2 separate regions of the Homo sapiens genome follow, and region 1 is linked to region 2. The links are chromatin loops, found by intact Hi-C in ENCODE. Cell type or tissue: heart left ventricle. All regions are shown on one strand. Links, peaks and the distances in the headings refer to the core of each region. The heading gives the core; the rest is flanking DNA.

The links. Peaks named below come from ENCODE experiments on the same cell type or tissue, not always from the same donor. Only the 100,000 strongest peaks of a DNase experiment are listed, where the experiment ranks them.
Region 1: it touches region 2 in a loop (2.6-fold over the local background); 51 of 110 quality-filtered maps call a loop at or near these places.

Annotation. Positions count from the first base shown.
Region 1 is chr4:184,462,103-184,471,500 of GRCh38, reverse strand. The region is part of intron 1 of IRF2 (interferon regulatory factor 2); the gene reads left to right. Among named protein-coding and RNA genes, the nearest start is that of IRF2, 7.7 kb to the left of the region's middle. In heart left ventricle, for the core only: no CTCF peak of the experiment used is centred there; no DNase peak of the experiment used is centred there.
Region 2 is chr4:184,407,285-184,416,682 of GRCh38, reverse strand. It overlaps IRF2 (interferon regulatory factor 2), which reads left to right. Exons shown (of 9, transcript NM_002199.4): 6 at 8,408-8,525. Among named protein-coding and RNA genes, the nearest start is that of LINC02362, 30 kb to the right of the region's middle. RefSeq lists a silencer at 3,134-3,428. In heart left ventricle, for the core only: no CTCF peak of the experiment used is centred there; no DNase peak of the experiment used is centred there; H3K27ac peaks cover 3,095 bases.

The sequences.
Region 1 (9,398 bases), core at 979-8,978, 54 kb before region 2:
TAGTTCCCTTATCTGCCTTATACCAAAAAGGGCTTAACGCAGACAAGAGAATTTATGTACACACTCAATAAATATCCTTAGAACATCTATTATAAGCCAGACACAGTGCTAGCCTCTGTATACTCAACTGACAGCGAGAAAGACAGCATCTTTACACTAGGTTGTGTTCTGGTGAGTGAGCTGACCATTAACAACAAAAAATATAGTTATTACCTTTTGGGGTTAGCTGTAAGGAGGATAATAATAATTTTTAACTATATCTCGTAAGTGTTGCTTTCATGAACAATTGAGATACTGTATATGAAAGAACATTGCATAAATTATGGCAGTCTACAAATGTGTAAGGCATTAACTTTCAAAATTATATCAGATTATTCTTAGTGTAAAAAGGCCAGATAATCATGACTGGATTAGACACTATCTTTCTCATAGAATTTCCAGCAAGGAGGGATTTTACTTCTGAGCATATATAAATAATGATAAAAGATTAAACATGGAATAACTTTTATATAAAGTATCAAAAAAATTTCACAGTGGAATCCGATATTGTCAGTGAATTTTTTCCTGTCAGAAGGAAAGTTAGGTGGTATCCATGGAGACCAAATGATATGGAAATAACAGTGATTGGACCAATGTATTTTCCCTCTTTATGTCAGATAAGAAAATCTTCCCAAGCCTCTCTGTGCTTTAGTCTGAATCTTCTTCACTCTCGTGTCAACTTCTTCATTATCTGTCATTGCAGGTGTGCACTGGGCTGATTGTAGTATTTTGCTTTTACCACCTTTTTTTTCTTTTCTTTTTTTTTTTTTTTGAGGCAGAGTCTTGCTCTGTTGCCCAGACTGGTGTACAGTGGCACACTTTCAGCTCACCGCAACCTCTGCTTCCAGGTTCAAGCAATTCCTGTGCTTCAGCTTCCCGAGTAGTTGGGACTACAGGTGTGCGCAGGCGTGCGCTACCATGCCTGGCTAATTTTTGTATTTTTAGTAGAGACGGGGTTTCAGCATGCTGGCCAGGCTTGTCTCGAACTCCTGACCTCAGGTGATCTGCCCACCTCAGCCTTCTGAAGTTCTGGGATTACAGGCATGAGCCACTGCGCCGGCCTGCTTTACCATCTTGGCTCATGTGCATTTATTGAATGCTTACTGTGTGCCCAACACTGTATATGTGACAACATACATGAAAGTAAATATTAACTGATAGCATATATTTATAACATATATTACAATACGTAATATATGCAAATAAACGAAACTGCGGTGAAATGTCAGTTATTATTAGTAAAAATTAGTTCTTCTTTTCATCTGTATGAGACATGATGTTCCTTCCTGCACAGGGGTAGGAGGTCAGGACCTTCGGTCTCTGCCTGCCCCGTCGGCCCCCTGTGTTTGGCCTGAGTGTAATCAGTGGTCGGTGCACGATGCCAGCTTCATGCACAGTGTGCTGAATTGAGGAGTGGCTCTGGTGGCGGGAGTGACTGATGGAAAAGTGGGTGAGGAAGTTCCATCAAACTTTAATTTATCAACAAAGAACAAAGAATGATGAATAACATATAGGGTCCAGATTTGAACATGAAGACAGTATTTTTTATAGAGTACCAAGGAAAACACACAAGCAGGAAACACAGCTCACAGGTCCCCTTTGTCCCTGGGACTCCGTCTGAGGCTCGTTGGATTCAGAGCAAGCAGCAGGCCTGAAGTCTTGGCATTGACCTTCAAAGATCCCCTAAAAATAATTTTCCCCCTCAGAAGCTCCATCTTATGACAAACTGTCTCTGAAACAAATTGTGTTTATTTAAGTAGACTTCATGTATCCTTTTTCTTTTATTAGAGTCAAAGTCTCACTCTGTCCACCAGGCTGGAGTGCGGTGGCTCGATCATAGCTCACTACAGGCTCAAACTCCTGGGCACAAGTGATCCTCCTGCCTCAGTCTCCTGAGTAGCTGGGACAACAGGCATGTGCCACCCCAAAGCCCGACATACATTTTTGTGTAGAGACGGGGTCTCGCTATGTTGCCCAGACTGGTCTCAAACCCTTGGCCTCAAATGATCCTCCCTCCTCAGCATCCCAAAGTGCTGGGATTATAGGCGTGAGCCACTGCACCCGGCCCTAGTGCCCATTTTTATTCCTCAGAAACACATATGACTTCCAGTCAGAACTCCTGATTGCCTTGAGAAAACTGGTATCATCAAATCTCACTGAACTCATTATAGCCAAAGGTAGAGACCCGTGGTGTGTTGGACAGGCTGGCCGGCTCCGTGTGAGAGAAACTCACCATCCCGTTAGGCTTTCTGAGGCACTGAAACTAGCCGGGACCCTCCATCAATAACTTGGTCTGCTTGGGGATCCAGGGACCCCATGCAATTATTTTAAATGAATAATTGATTTTGTTAAATGTAGTAACACATGCAATGGTTTTCTTAAATGCACACATTGTGTTATTATTTCATTTGTTTATTAAATATTTCTTGACAGCCAGCTGTGTACAAGGCTCTGCGGTGGAAGGTGCATGAACTCAGATGCCTAGAGTGGCCTTTTAGTTCTCCAATCACTTCCTCCTTTGGAAGTTTTCACTGTAAAATGTGGCTGGATAATTCTGTCATCCTCAGGAGACAGAACCTGTGTGTGTTGTGAAAATCACCTGGGGAGGGGACTTTTAGAAATTACACGGGACCTTTTAGATTTGAGACTATCTGTAGCCCCCTTTCCCTTCCTTCCCCTTCCTGCCTTGATAGCGAGCCTCTTATTCACCATTGGATCCCTGCTCCCCAGCCTCCCTCAGGTGTGTGGCCAGAGTAGAAATGGAAAGCCACTGAATCGAGGATCTCTTCCCAGGGCCAAATAGTTGATCTTTTCCTTGGCTCAGATGAAACCTCTTTCCACATTTTAAAAAGCACTTCGGACAGGGGCCTGTGGTCACTCTGTTGGCTCTGCCCACTTGCCCTTGCTTGCCATACAGAAATGGGACTCATGTTAAGTTTGTGATACATTGAATTTTCCTTTTTTTTTCTTTTTTGAGAAAGAGTCTCGATCTTGTCTCCTGGGCTGGAGGGCAGTGGTGTGATCTCGGCTCACTGCAACCTCCGCCTCCTGGGTTAAAGTGATTCTTCTGCCTCAGCCTCCCGAGTAGCTGGGATTACAGGCATATGCCACCACGCCGGGCTAATTTTTGTATTTTTAGTAGAGATGAGGTTTCGCCATGTTGGCCGGCTGGTCTCGAACTCCTGACCTCAGGTGATCTGCCCGCCTCAGCCTCCCAAAGTATTCGGATTACAGGTGTGAGCCACCGCGCCCAGCCCAGTTTTCCATTTTGAAGAGGCAAGAAGGACTTTATTTTATTTTATGTATTTGTCTCTTTGTCCAGGAAGGCCATGGAGAATTAGGCGTTTGGTTTTGTTTTGTTTCTATTTTGGTTTATAACTCCTTTATCAGTTTAGTATTCCCTTCTGATAAGCAAGAAAGAGCGGAGTTGACAAAGAATGGCTGCAGATGAGAAGCAGGTGTGTGAGGTTCCTTCTGATGATGGATTCTAAGTATTTTTATCCCAAAGGCAAGACTAATTTAGTTCAGCAAAATACCTTAATTTAGGATTTTGTGTGATAAAAGCCTGTCCTGTTTTCATTAAATGACGATTTTTGAGAATTAACTACTTGCTGTGTGATTTTCATAAATAATTTCATTTGGGCATACTTAACACTGTTGCTATCTGCTGAAGGCATTTGATACTCGCACACCTAATGCCATCAAAGGAGAGATGAGTATACACTTTAATTTGTTCTTATTGAGTGTACATTTTAATTGTTCTTATGAATGTCAGATTTTGGGAAGATCCAAAGAAGTACTCTGTAGACAGAATACGCTGTCCTGGCCCCCTAAGCTTAGAATCCTACCAATTTTCCCATTTCATGAGATTGACCTTTCAGATGAGGAGGGACTGCATACAAATTGCTTTATTTCAAGTAATATCTACCATGTTATTTTTGAAAGAATTCTTTTGTCCTTTTTACCCTAGATCTATTGGAAAAGATGAGAAAAATTACAGTGGTGATAAGAGTGTCTTAACACCTAGATATGATGGGTGTGTCGGGTGAAAGGATAGCAATGGGAGGCTGGTGGAAAGTGAGAGTTGGGGGATGGGGTGATGAGAAGGAAAATAGGTGACTAGTGACTCCTGGATTCTTGAATGGGAGAGAGTGAAGAGACAATCAGGCAGGGAGATTTTCTGTCTTTGCATAAATGTCACTGAAAGAGTTTTAGAGATCGGAGGGGTGAGGTGAAGTTGGTTAGGCAATTAGTGATAACTCAAGGACCAGTTGAAAGACTGGAGGACCCTCCACTGCTGACTGTGGGATCAGATCCTTTTATCCTGGGGATGAGAAAGGCTGATGGGAAAACTGCTAGGCAGCTGCTGACATTATACCACCAGGAAACATGAAGTTGTGAGTAGTTGTCACTTGGACATGGCTGAAGTCACCTTAGGGTACAGTGATGTTGCTGCATCACAACGTTTAGGTCATCAATGGGCCATACACATGACTGTGGCCCCATAAGATGATAATATCATACTTTTACCTTTTGCTATGTTTAGATACACAGATACTTGCCATTGTGCTACAGTGGCCTACGGTCCTCAGTACAGTAACCTGCAGTACATGTTTGCAGCCTGGAAGCCATAGGCCATACCATAAACCTGGGTGTGTAGGAGGTTATACCATGTAGGTTTGTGTAAGTACACTCTGTGATGTTCACACAATGACAAAATTGCTTAATGGTGCATTTCTCAGAATGTATAAGTGTGCTGATGTTGATGCATTGTTTGGGGATGGGGAAACTGATACTCACTATGTGAGGCCCCAAACTCAATCTAAAATTGCCTTTGGAGGCAACCACGGAAATACGGTAATAGCTCTCTTAGGCCTTCTCCCCCCGTACTGATCTTCCTTGGTACTGTTTTATTTTATTTTTAAACTCTTGAAATAATACATAATAGATGTATGTATTTTCAGGGCACATGTAATAATTTAATGCATTCATATTTGTAATTTGTAATGATAAATCAATGTAATTGTGCTATTGAGATTGTGGGAGGTAAATATGGAATCAGGGAAATAGAATGGGCTGATAATGTGTTTTCCTAAAGAACAGATGGGATTGGCCGTGCGCGGTGGCTCACGCCTGTAATCCCAGCACTTTGGGAGGCCGAGGCGGGCGGATTTCCTGAGGTCAGGAGTTCAAGATCAGCCTGGCCAACATGGTGAAACCCCGTCTCTACTAAAAATACAAAAATTAGCTGGGCATGGTGGCGGGCACCTGTAGTCCCAGCTACTCGGGAGGCTGAGGCAGGAGAATCGCTTGAACCCAGGCGGCGGAGGTTGCAGTGAGCCGAGATCGCACCAGCTTGGGTGACAAGCGTGAGACTTCATCTCAAAAAAAAAACAAAAAACAAAAAACAACCAGATGGGACAAGTTAAAACTGAACTATGAATTCCATAAGTGGGTAGTGTGGGTCACTGAGTGGGGCACTGAGTACTCCACAGTGACTGTAGTCAGGATTCTACATTGAAATAAACTTTCTGGAATTTACCTTGGTGCTATATACTTAAAGTCTTAAAAATGTTAAGCTCTCTGTTCCAGAAATTCTGCTTCTTGGAACCTACTTACGTGAAGTAACCAGAGATGGGAACAAAGATGTATGTACACGGATGTTTATTGAATTAGCTTTTGTTATGTAAAAACTTGGAAACAAGCTAAATATCCAACAATAGAGACACATTTGAACGAATTACGGCACATCCAGACAGACTATAGGTAGCTTATAAAGCTCGTGTTTTCGAGCAGCGTTTAGTGATGGGAAAATATTTATGATCTATGCTGATTGGGTGGGGAAAAAAGGATATGAAATTGTGCTTCTAGTTTTATTTTTAAAACATATGTGTATATTGGGGTATTTTTAAAAACCTGGAAGAAAACATATCTTTTTGATGGTGAAATTGTGGGTGTTTGGCTTTTTTTTTCCTTCTTGAAACATTTTTGTATTTTCCAAATTTAAAACAGCAAGCACAATTACCAATTACCCTTTTAACCAGAAAAATATTCTCAAGAGAGTGCTAATATGTCATCTCTGCCCTCACCTCTGGTCCACGTAAGGTTAGGAAAAACACACTGGGTGCTGCCGAGGAGGAGGCTGTGCATGGACGGGGCCATTCTCGAGCCTTTCTGCCTCCATGTGTGGAGCAGGCTCTAGAGCCAGGGCTTTCCTGGCCAGGCTCTTGGAAGCCTTTGTCCTCAGACAGCTGTGGCTACTTGGAGACACTTAGATTGGTGGCTTTTTGGTGAGGTTGGGACATAATGTTTTGTCAGTAACTGTGAAGGGCTTGAGATATGATTTCACTTCACAGTTAACATTCTTTATACATATGAATACTGCAGAAACACAAAACCCCTGGGTAGGAGAAAAGAGTTCCTTGTTGATATTTACAACTGGGGCAACAGCCTGAGTGACACTATTGTGTCAGGCCCCTAAACCTTGACCCTTAGGTGACACTGAAAACTAATGGAATGTACATGTGGGCTACACTTTGTTGACAGGGACAGAGCAGCTGTCCCTCTCCCGTCCCAAAAGGAGAGAGAGAGAAAAAAAAAAGAAGAAGAAAAAGGAAAACCAAACAGACAAACACCTTAGCTCCCCTGACATGGGATGAAAAGGTTCCAGGGGTCTTATCCTAACCTTTCAGAATGTGAGACACTTGTAACCTGGGGATGTCTCCAAGGTCTGTTTTTCATGCTTTTTGAAATACACATGCCTAGGGAGATACGTCTTCCCAGCACCTTGGGAACCAAGGTGAAATTATTTGGTCCTCTTGAGGAGATTAGAGGTTTTATTATCCTTTTGGAAAAGAGCATTTAATGTACACAAATGGCTACAGATCTAATTCTCATGGTAAGTGAAGTATAAAATGTTTGTAGGGGAAGTGAGAGTGAACATTCCCTGTCTTCATGTCCTGTATAGTCCCTATCTTCATGTCCTGTACATTCCCTATCTTCATATGCTATACAGTCGCTATTTTCATATCCTATATGGCTCCTATATTCATATCCCATACATTCCCTATCCTATACATTCCCTACCTTCATGTCATATATGGTCCTATCTTCAGACCTTTTATGGTCCCCATCTTCATACCCTATACATTCCTTATCTTCATGTCCTGAACAGTCTCCATCTTCATATCCTATACATTCCCTATCTTCATTTCTTAACAGTCCCCATCTTCATATCCTATATAGTCCCCATCTTCATGTCCTGTACATTCCCTATCTTCATATCTTCCTATCCTATACATTCCCTATCATCATGTCCTAAATGGTCGCTGTCTTCATATGCTGTACATTGTCTATCTTCATGTCCAATACATTCCCTATCTTCATGTCCTATACGGTCCCTATCTTCATGTCATAAACGGTCCCTATCTTCGCATCATATGCATTCCCTATCTTCGTGTCCTATACATTTTTTCCCTTTATATTCTATTCATTTCTGTGTGTTAGGAGGTGAAGGCATTTTATAGGAGTCTGGAAAGAAGCCTGAGAAGTTGTATTTTCCCCTCACACCTGCCTTTACCAGACCCCTGTTGGAGAATGACAGTAGAGCTTAATCAGAGTGTGACCTCTGACTTTTCAAACTGAAGACCTCAAATCTCCAATTTTTATCTGAAAAAATATTAGAATAGTTTCACTCTCTTTATGAACATGGAGACGTTTTTGGATTGCTACGGAAGTAGGATTGGGCATGACCATTATGAGTTCAGAGGCTGAATGCCGTACCACAGCCCATCAAAAAAAAAATATATATATATGCACGATATTGTCCAATACAAATATAATGTGAGCCACATGTATAGTTTTAATTTTCTAGTAGCCACTTAGAAAAGTAAAAAGAAGTAGGTAAAATTAATTGTAATAATATATCTCATTTAACTAATTTTATCTAAAATATTTCAGTATGTCGTTAATGTAAAAATACTAATGAGATATTTTGTATCCATTTTTCATACTGAGTATTTAAAATCCAATGTGTCCTTTGCACCTATAGCACGTCTTAATTCAGCCCAGCCACATTCCAAGGGCATGGTAGACCCATGTGGCTGGTGGCTACCATCTTGGTTGGTGCAGCATAAGGAAATCAATCAAGGTGTGAAGACAATACAGGGGAAAGTTGTAGTACAGTCCTGAAAGGACTGAAGGAAAGTAGAGTTGGAGTGGTTATTTTGGTCATAACTGTATGAATCTCCCTGTGGCTCTCCCCACAAACCATACCTGATCTCTTCAGCCTAAAACAATGAAATGCTCTGAATTTCTATAGAAGCAGCATACTCTACATCCCATTCCTAGGGTAGTTAGCTATCTGCATCTTGATGAGATGAATGTTTCATTCTAGACTCTTGAACTGTTATGAAAATCTTAGATTATTTGAATTTTTCCATTTGTATCACCTATGTGGTAAGTTATTTGAGAGCCAGGATCCAGTCCGATTTATTTGCATTCCTCACCGGTGTTTGACACCTTTAAGACCTAGATAAATATTAGTTTATTTGATTTTCAGCTGTAAAGCAAAGGTTAGCTTGAAAGGCTGAATTCCAGCTCAGGAAGGGTGGCACAGATCTAGTTTGTACTAGAAACCTAATGGTATATGAATTGAACACATAAACATTAGGATTTGTCACTTTGCATTAGGATTTGTTACTTTGTATTAGGGGTTCCACACCCAGAAGGTGAAAAATTGTTCGGTTTTTCTCCTTTGTATCCAGACCTTTAAAAAATATTATCAGTTTCTTCTTTTGATGTTTAAGTTCCAATGATGATCCTAATACTTTCTTGTAGGGATAAATAAGCTATATTTGGTGATGACCTGAAGATAAACATTTGGAAGCTGCTACTTTTTCCATGGGTTCTTTGTTAACAATAACTTTGTTATTAACAAACACAGCCCACAACATCTAGGCGATGAAATTCTTTTGAAATCAAGTATAGTATTTTACAGTTGCCTTCATTTGTTCTCTTTGACTGTAATTGTTGGGTTGAAGCAACAGACTTATCCAGAGAGCCAAGGCAATTTATTTTTACTGAAGACTACCTAAGAACTGCTTAGGTAGCTTTTCTCTGCAAGATTAAATGCGACCTTCATGGAATCATGTTAGCAGGGCCAGCAGCTAGAAAAATAAAGACTAAACCAAACCTTCAGCAGCGAAATTCCCAGCTGCTCAGTGGCTCAGAGCTTTCCTGATTGCTTTCTTCCAATGAAAACACTGTAGATTAGTTTTAAGTGAATTCTAGTAGGTTTGGGGATTTGCAACTGACAGAAGAACAGCAAAGTGTAATCTCACTTTAAAATAATAGTCCTG
Region 2 (9,398 bases), core at 524-8,523:
TTCCATAATAGTTCAGTATATATATTTAAAAGATAAGTGCTCTGTAAAAATACCATGATGTCATTACTGTACCTGAAAAAGTTCACAGTAATTTCTCAATATCAGTGAATATCCAGCCAGTGGTCAGAGTTTCAGTTGTTTCATACATGTTATAACATTCGTGTAGTTTGTTACTTAAATTAAGACCCATATAAAATCCACATGTGATTTTTGAATGTCTTTTAAGTATTTTTTAAGGATATATGTTTCTCCTATATTACCTCTTAAAACATTTTTTTTTTTTTACAATTGAACAAACCTAGTTGTTAGCCATATCGTTTCTCACAGTTTTTTTTTTCGTTTTTTTTTTTTTTTGTTTTTTTTTTGAGACAAGGTCTTACTCTGTCACCCAGGCTGGAGTGAAGTGACGCGATCATAGCTCACTGCAGCCCCAACCTCCCGGGCTCAGGTGATCCTCCCGCCTCAGCCTCCCTCTAGTAGTTGGGTCTACAGGTGTGTGCCACCAAGCATGGATAATTTAAAAAAATTTTCTTTTATAGAGGTGAGGTTTCATTCTGTTGCCCAGGCTGGTCTCAAACTCCTGGCCTCAAGTAATCCTCTTGCCTCGGCTTCCCAAAATGTTGGAATTACAAGTGTGAGCCTGGCTGAGTTTGTATTTTTAAGGCCTACGTTTTGATTCATGTTATTTAGTCAGAAAAGCACAGCTTTCTCACACATGTGTGAGAATTTGCTACAATTTCAAGTGTGACTGAATCGTATTTACTACTCTTTTCCCATTATCTAGCTCAGTGCCTGGCCCAGAACAGATCACTAATACGTATTTGATAACTGAATAGATGCATCCGCATTTGTTGACTAAATAGATGTATAAATAAGTAGGATATGTGGGGTGGGAGTGAGGGGTTTTCCATTAGGATGCAGATTTAATTTCATAATCGCAGTTAATGGAGAAATAAGAACGGAGTAACAGATGTTGCCTTTTCAACACACTTTGCTCACATGTACCCACTGTATTCCATCGAACGCCAGATGCCAATGATGCTAAGATGCACTGTTATTTTATGTATCTCTTAGAAAAACTGCTTGCAATGAAACCATGACACGTAATGGATTGAAAGGCATGTCCTCTTTCAGGGATGTGGCAATGCGAGGAAATGTACATCTTAGTAGTTCATGCCATGTGGTGGTCCCGTTTGTCTGGGATCTCTACAGCCACATGGGCACTGGTGGTGTCTTCACATGGCCCTGAAATGAGCAAGTTGTGGAAGGCACGGTCCTGGGTGGGCTTGACCATCCTGGCCCAGGGAAGTAAGTGAGAGATCCCGTTAGGTGCAGCCGTGTGGGTCAAGAGCCACCTCAGCCAAGTGTGTTTTATGAAATCCTTGTGCCGTGAAGATATGATTCATACCTGAAACTTTTTTCTTGAAAGGACCTGATTCCTTCAGCGGAAGGCAGGTGATTCATTAGGCCTAAACACAGCCTTACTTTTGAATTTAGATCTACTTGCATTGTGCTTTCCAGTGTAGCAGGGAAGCTCAGAAGAGGCCAGTGGGCTTCCCGAGTTCTGTGCTTCCTGGCTGTTCAAGCTATTGTGTGGACTCAGTGTCTCTGTAGAGTGTTTGAAAAGTGAACTCCCTAGGGCGTCTGGAATTGGAAAGTCAGAGGACAATTACTAGCTATTAATATATTACTTTTTAATTGTGTATCAAAACACCCAAGCACTGAGTTAATATATCCTGTGCAAATATACTAAACCTACTTAGTCTATCCAAATATGTAACTGGATACACTACGTAGGTTTCTTCTACTGAGGAAATTTGTCTTTCATATGGTAACTAGGTATGAATATTTGCTGTTGAAGCAAGCTTTTCCCAATCTTCAAGTTGAAGTTTTAATTAGCAAACAATGTTTACAACATGTAGGCCAAGTATTAGAATTTTCTTGGGGTCACTCATGATTTATCTCCATGCTATATGTCCCCCAACAAATAGTCTCCCCAAGACTGGAACACCCAAGGCCCATTGGCCATGTGGCAGGTGCAGAAACGGCCTCAGCATCCTCTGACATTTCGCTTTGTGAGCATATCCCTACAAACTCAGTCAGCCATGTTTTCCTTGAGCTAAGCCCCACCTGTGCGGCGGTAACTGGTTATCTAAGGAAATAAGAACAAGAAAAACAGCTGGGTACAGTGGTACATGCCTGTCCCAGCTACTCAGGAGGCTGAGGTGTAGGAGGATGGCTTGAGCCCAGGAGTTTGAGGCTGCAGTGAGCCGTGATTGCACCACTGCGCTCCAGCCTGGGCAACAGAGCAGGACCCCTTCCCCACCTCAAAAAAGAAAGAAAAACAATAATGAGAAATCCTGGATTCTACATCATCAGTGCATGTATATGTTTCAGAAAATATCATGGAACGGTTTGCTCTGAGACTTCAGACAAGGCCAAGAACAGTAAGAATAGAAGTAGTTAAAACAGAGGGGTGCTAGTTGATATTTTTGAGCTGATTCCAAGTTCCCAGCTATGATTTTTGTCTCACTGAGTTCTCCCTGTGATGGGCAGGTCATTTCCCTTTTATACATTTAGGAAATGGGTGCACAGAGAAGCTGATTCATTTTCCCAAGGCTGCATTGCTTTACAGAGCTGAGATTTGAATCCAAGTTTGTCCACCGGGTGCCTCGTAGCCTTTGGGGCCTAAGCCAGGCCTTGAGGGGTGGACAGGGTCAAACTGGTCCTTCCGCAGCACTAGGGGCATCAGGAATGAAGGCCTGGAGATTACAGTTGGTTTGTCTTTCCTGGATGAGACAGGAAACTGGCTTAATTAGAGCAGGAGTTTGTGTGAGAGGGCAATGGGAAATACAGGCATGTAGGTGGGGCGAATAGAAATGGGTACTTCCTGCTTCGGAGGGTTGTTTGCAGCTGAAACATACATGCTTGAAACTGTAAAGTGCTTCCGGATCAAAGTGTTAGTGTTATGAAGGAGACAGAATTGGGAAGGGCTGCCAAAGTCGCTTGGAAAAGATTAGGCCTGGTCTGTATTCGTTCTGAGCACAGACCTATGGGTAGAAGTTACAGAAAAGCAGATAGGGGTTCGGCTGCTCTTTCTCATAGAGCTGTTGGCTCTAACAGTGACCTGAGCTGGATTAAAACACAGCACACTCCCTGGCAGGGCTGCTACTGGAGTGATCCCTTCACTAGTTGGAAGAGGTCTTCAGTTTTTAAACTTTAATCAAATGAAAGCACACACCAGCAACTCACTTGAAAAACAGATAAGATGAGAGATGCCCTGGGTGAAGCAGGTTATCAGGCTTATTCTGCCTGCCCGGGATCCTCCCTTCCCATGTGGTAGCTCAGAACGGGAGCTCCGAACCCAGTTGGAAGAGCTTGAGGGACAGTTTTACGGAATGAGACACAGTTGAACTCCTTGTAGCACACTTAGAGCAGGCGGGAATTGATATGTAAGGGAGGCCTTTCTCACCGGGATGGGAAGGAGTGGGAGGCAGGAGAGACTGCTGTGGAAAGGCAGTAGCTGGTGCCACTGGCATGGAGGGAGGAGACATTTCTCCAGAAAGTGGAAGAGGGTACGGAGGATGCAGATAAGAGCGGCCTAAAGAGGAGGCCCCGGCGTTTTGCACCTTCAGAAGCGAGTGTTGGGAATGCAGGTCGTTTTGTGGAGAGGGTGTTTCGCTTTGGACATGCTGCCTTTGAAGTGACAGAGAGCCCTGAAGGTAAATGCCAGCTAGAAAGTTGGAGGGTACAGCACTTGAGTGAGTGCCCAACGGGCAGATGTGTGGTCATTTACTTGAGAATGGCGTTGGTAGCTTTGGAAACTGATGCCTTCTCTAAGAGATGCAGACAAAGGCCCGCAGAGAAGATGCAGAGAAAAGTGAGCTAAGGGAAAAAGTCAAGAGGGAAGCTGCAGTGAGAGAAGGGAGGAAGAGAATGACGATGGCCTCATTCCAAGCAAGGAGCAGAAGGAAGGTGGTTCTGGGACCGGGCAGGAGGCCCCAGCCTGTCTTACGAGAGCTTCTGTTGTCAGTGGCATTGCGCCTCTGTGCTGGGTGTGTGCACTCGCCAAGGTCCAGTTCCCTGACCTGCTTGTGAAGTCCAGCTGTCAGCCTACACGTTCTGTTAGCAGAGACTTAGAGATGTCCTTAAATTTGATGTCCTTAAATCTGGCTTCAAAGAGACTGGCTTTGCACAGATGAGTTAGAGCATTTTGGAAGGTGGGAGGTGGGCTGGAGGCCCATTAAATGGGACTTCAGGGACAAGGGGCATTAGCACAGGGTTGAGACAGCATGGGCTCGGAGCAGAGGGGAGTCCCTCTGCTGTCCTCTAACTCTGGTCTGTCCCCAAGCCCATTCAGCAAGTGTAGCTTCAAGACCAGCTAAAGGTGTATTATTTTACAGGTCTAAAGAAGTGTGCTCCTGCCCCTGAACTCTCTCTTGTGCCAGTTTGCTTTTGCTTAAAATCCCTTAAACCAGAGACCAAACCTTGGATTCTGTAATTATAGCAAAGGTTCTTGAGCGTCAATGTTTGGCGGAGTTCATGCACCCACGTAGATCAATCCTTGGATTCTACAATTAGAGCAAAGATTTTTGAACATAAATGTTTGCTGGAGTTCATGCACCGTGGAGAAGTCTGGACCCAAGCAGAGTCTTTTTTTTTTTTTTTTTTTTTTTTAATCTTTGGAGCAAGGGGAGAAAATTAAAAGCCAAGAAAGCTATGGGTTACTTGATTTACAGAAGAGTCTCTATCTAAAGTGAGAAAGGGAGCAGACAGAGGGGATGTGAATCCTGACCAGGATTAACCGGGCCAGGTTATGGTGCAGCAAAGCAGGAGTTGAGCCAGGGCAGGAGTGGGGCATCGGGGGTCCAGGAGAGGCTTCGGGCGAAGAGTGTTCAGGGCCTGCAGGATCTCTGTGTTTATTTTACATAGAGAACTCCACACCCCTTTTCTTCATTTGAGATCCTTGGATTTTTAATATACCTTAGATTTAGATATTCCTACTTCTAATCATTTCAAAAATTGTGACCCAGTTTAGTGAAGATCCTTCTCTCCTGGGCCTGTTCTGCACCCTGGATGGAGGTGTTTCGGGAGGTGCTGGCTCCGTTTTACTGTGCCATTGACTGTACTGTCTGTCCAGAGTGACGGTGTCAGTGAGATGATTGGCACTGATGGCTCTGAAATGACAGGGTTTCTTTTGAAGTGGGGTGAGGGGAGTAACACAGTGTTTGGAATAGTCTCTCCTAGCCTCCATCGGTGGAATATATGATGCCATTATAGAAGTGGTCAGTGCAGGATACAGGGTAAGAATGGAGAGAGTAGAAGGCTGGGCATGGTGGCTCATGCCTGTAATCCCAGCACTTTGGGAGGCCGAGGTGGGCAGATCACCTGAGGTCAGGGGTTCGAGACCAGCCTGGCCAACATGGTGAAACCCCATCTCTACTAAAAATACAAAAAATTAGCCCGGCATGGTGGCAGGCACCTGTAATCCCAGCTACTTGGGAGGCTGAGGCAGGAGAATCTCTTGAACCCGGGAGGTGGAGGTTGCAGTGAGCCAAGATCACGCCATTGCACTCTAGCCTGGGTGATAGTGTGACACCCCATGTCAAAAAAAAAAAAAAAAGTGTGGAGAGAGAGTAGAACAGTGTTCAAAAGAGTGTCTCAGTCTCCGCTGGAATTAGGGCAGGATACAAGGGCTTCTTAAGACAGAAAGCTCCTGGAATTGAACCATATTTCGTGACCAAAGACAGAGTTCAGTTCCGGTGTCTCTGCAGGCTAAAAGTAGCGTGATCTTGGAAAATTAATTTAGTCTCTGAGTCATCGTTTTCTCAAGTGATAAAAGTATCACTTGTCACTAATTAAACTGTAGATCATGTGTAACACTTAGAGGTCTTCAATGGAGAAATCAGAATTAATTTAGCTTTTTAAATATATGCAAGCCTGACTGCCTCATTACTTTTATAAGAAACCTAGAAACAGAATGACTAAAAAAATAAGGTCAGACAGCAAAGGAAGCCCATACAAATGAGCAGTTCTCTTGTAACTTCTTCAGAGGCCTGTGCTTAGTTCTTTTTGAGGGAGTTGAAGAGATGGAGGTGGACTAGTGAAAGGTGGGGCATGACTCGGGGTGGGGAAACTGACCAGGGGTCATTGAGGACGCCATTGAGAAAGGAGGCTGCTGTTGGAGAGATGGAGAATTGCAGCAGTGTCAGACAGTTCAGGCCGCCATGGAGGGATAGCATGGTCCATCAGAGGTCAGCATATGGGGCTGGGGGAAGGGATTTGAGAAAAGGCCATTGGATTTGGGAGAGCACAGTTTTGTTGGTGACCTTTGGTAATGGTGAGTGCTTATTTACTAGTAAGTGCCATGTACGTAGTTAGCTCATTTAATCTTCACCTTATCCCTATGACGTGGGTCCTATTATTGTCCTCAGTTTACAACTGTCCGCAGTGCCCTAGGGTGGCTTACAGAGGTTAAATAAGGAGCTGCAACCAGTGAGGAGTGGAGGTGCCAGGCTTTGCTCCAGGCCCTTCTGATTCCAAAGCCCGAGCTCTCAAGACCCTTCTGGGAGCTTGATTCTGCAGGTGGAGAGGAAGCGAGACCACAGGAACTAATGGGGGCCCAGGTGGAGAGGCGAAGTCCGGAAAGGCAGACAGCGGGTCGGAAGTTTGGTTGTGAAGGAAGGGAAAACCTGCTGACTCACCCAGGTCACAGGCAAGTGGGTTTTTTTTGTTTTTTGTTTTTTGTTTTCAGAAGGGGCAGACTTTTTTTTTTTTTGTCTTTAAGAATCAGGCTCTCGCTCTGTCACCCAGGCTGGAGTGCAGTGACATGATCATAGCTCATTGCATCCTTGAACTCCCGGGCTCAGGAGAGCCTCCCAACACCGCAGCCTCCCAAGTATCCAGGACAAGAGGCGTGCACCACCACACCCGGCTAATGCTTTCATTTTTTGTAGAGACAGGGTCTTGCTATGTTGCCCAGGCTGGTCTCGAACTCCTGGGCTGAAACGATCCTGCAGCCTCAGCCTCCCAAAGTGCTGAGATTCCAGGGTGAGCCACCGTGCTTGGCCCAAGAAAAGGCAGACTTCTTATTTAGAACTTGTAAGAGAGAAGAGTGCAAGATGCTGGGGGAGAAAGGAGTAAAAATCGTGCCTGGTAGGGATGGATATTCTGGGCCTGCCCTTACGCTGGACCTTCGGGACATCTGGTAAACCAGGCAGTGTATGGTTTGTTTAAAAACCGAGCTATACAGTGGAGTGATGCCTTTGAAGTCATGTTATTAAGGTGGGAGTTTGCCAGGTGGGATTATGAAGGAGGAGGTTATTTCCCCTCCTTCCGTTAGTGACTTTTTGAGGATTTTGGGGGGATTGATTCCAAGTAGTGTATAAATAAGCTGATGAGAACACCCACCATGTTTCAGAGCCGACCACTGTTGACTTTTCCAAGCACAGTCACGTCTACTTGCATGATCCTCTGCTTCCAGTCCTGTGTTCCTTCTGCTCTCTACCCTCTTCCGCTTTGGATTCCTTGGGTGTTGTCCTGTGTGGCTTTTGTCTGACTTGATTGCTATCGTAGCAGCAGATGCAAACTTACCTTGAGAGCTGAACGTCCACAGGCACCTCAGGGCTGGCTTTTGCAGAGCTGTTTAGTACAAGGGAGTGGAGGGTTCTGGTGCACTTGAAAAAAAAGCACACATTTAGAGCTCCAATAAGGGAAAGGAATTTGTTCTCATTATTTCATTAGTGTGCACGTGCAGAATTCTTGGGCTGGATGAGATATTCAGCCACCTGAAGGGCATTTATGTAAAGCCCATGGTGTGGGGTTGCCCGGCTGGACTCAGGCCAGGGTGATCAGCCAGCCATCCAATGCAGGGCCTCAGGTGGCCAGAGGCCATGGCAAAACTTATCTGCAGAGAATTCATCTACAATGTCCTCTGGGCTCCTGTTCTTGGGCCAGTCACTGAGGCAGAGCTTTTCCTAAGAAATAATTATGAAAGAGGTAGCATGATTCCTCCCTGGTGAAAGCCAGGCATTGATTCTTTTGAGCACCCCCTCAGAGGAGGAGAGTGTAGAATCCACGCAGTGCAGCATTTTACAGAGACAATGATGCAGCTCTGCGTAGCCCCAAAGCTATTGTCTGCAGGTGGAAGCATTTCCTAAAGGCAAGCCAGATGGGCCGGTACCGTTTCCTTGAAGGAAAATGGAAGGAGCTGAATACCCAGCAGTGCACCCTGGGCAGAAATGTGCTTTAAAACAGGCCAGTTTAAAGAAGCAGGGGATGAATGTATTCGGCAGCTGAACATGAATGACCCTAGCATTAAAGAAAGTAGGCAGAGGGTAGAATTTCAGCTAAGAGAAGGGAGGGGAAAGGAAGTGTTCTCAATTCTTTTTTCTTTTCTTCTTCCTAGCAAGAACCAGTTGAGTCATCTCTGGGGCTTAGTAATGGAGTAAGTGATCTTTCTCCTGAGTATGCGGTCCTGACTTCAACTATAAAAAATGAAGTGGATAGTACGGTGAACATCATAGGTAAACTGTTTTGACGTCTCATTTTTTATACATACCAGCAGCCCCCTGGGGCCTAAAATTTGTAAAACAGAGAACTTCAAATAACATAGTCAGTGGGAGGAGGTCTTGGAATCATCTCAGAATGCAAGTTCCAGCCCCCAGATTTCAAGGCTGAGAAACGAAGGCTTTTGAGGATCAGATAAAGGAACTTAGACGGGTCAGCCTCCGTGGAAGAAGGCTGGGGTGACCTCCCAGGAAAAATGTTTGTTTCCCGGCGGCTCGTGGCTAGCGATCCCAGTCTTTCACTATTTGGTTCACGTGGGCAAAAGAGTATTTATTTAACTCGGGAACCAAGGAGAGGGAAGATGGTCCTCGCGAGTCCTCTCAGCAACTGCTTCCTGGCAGACAGAGAAACTGAGGCACAGAGACATGTTGCCAAAGGGCCCACTCTGATTCAGCAGATATTTTTGAGCACCTTCTGTATATCAGACTCAGTACTAGGAGCAGGAAATAGATGGAGGAGGCCCAATTTCTTTTCTCATGGAGGGACAGAGATAGTAAACAAAGACACCCCCAGATAACTGCAGTGTTACCATGTGTGGTAAATACTGCAAAAGAAAAGAAAGGCGAGAGAAAAATCAAGGCACCAAATTTAGATTGGAGGTCTCAGAGGAGCAGTGTTTTCCCTCCTTCGTAACAGTTGAACAACTTCCAGATGTAGCTAGCTGCACCCCCTGTAAAGATGCAGGCTCTTTACAATGAAGACACATCTTCTGATGTTCCTTCTCTCCTGTATGGCCAGATGCACAGGAATAGTGCCCAAAAGACCTCAGCCTGCTTTCCCTTTAAGGGGAAGGAGAAGAAAAAACTCCTTTTTATTTTTACTTTCTTTCA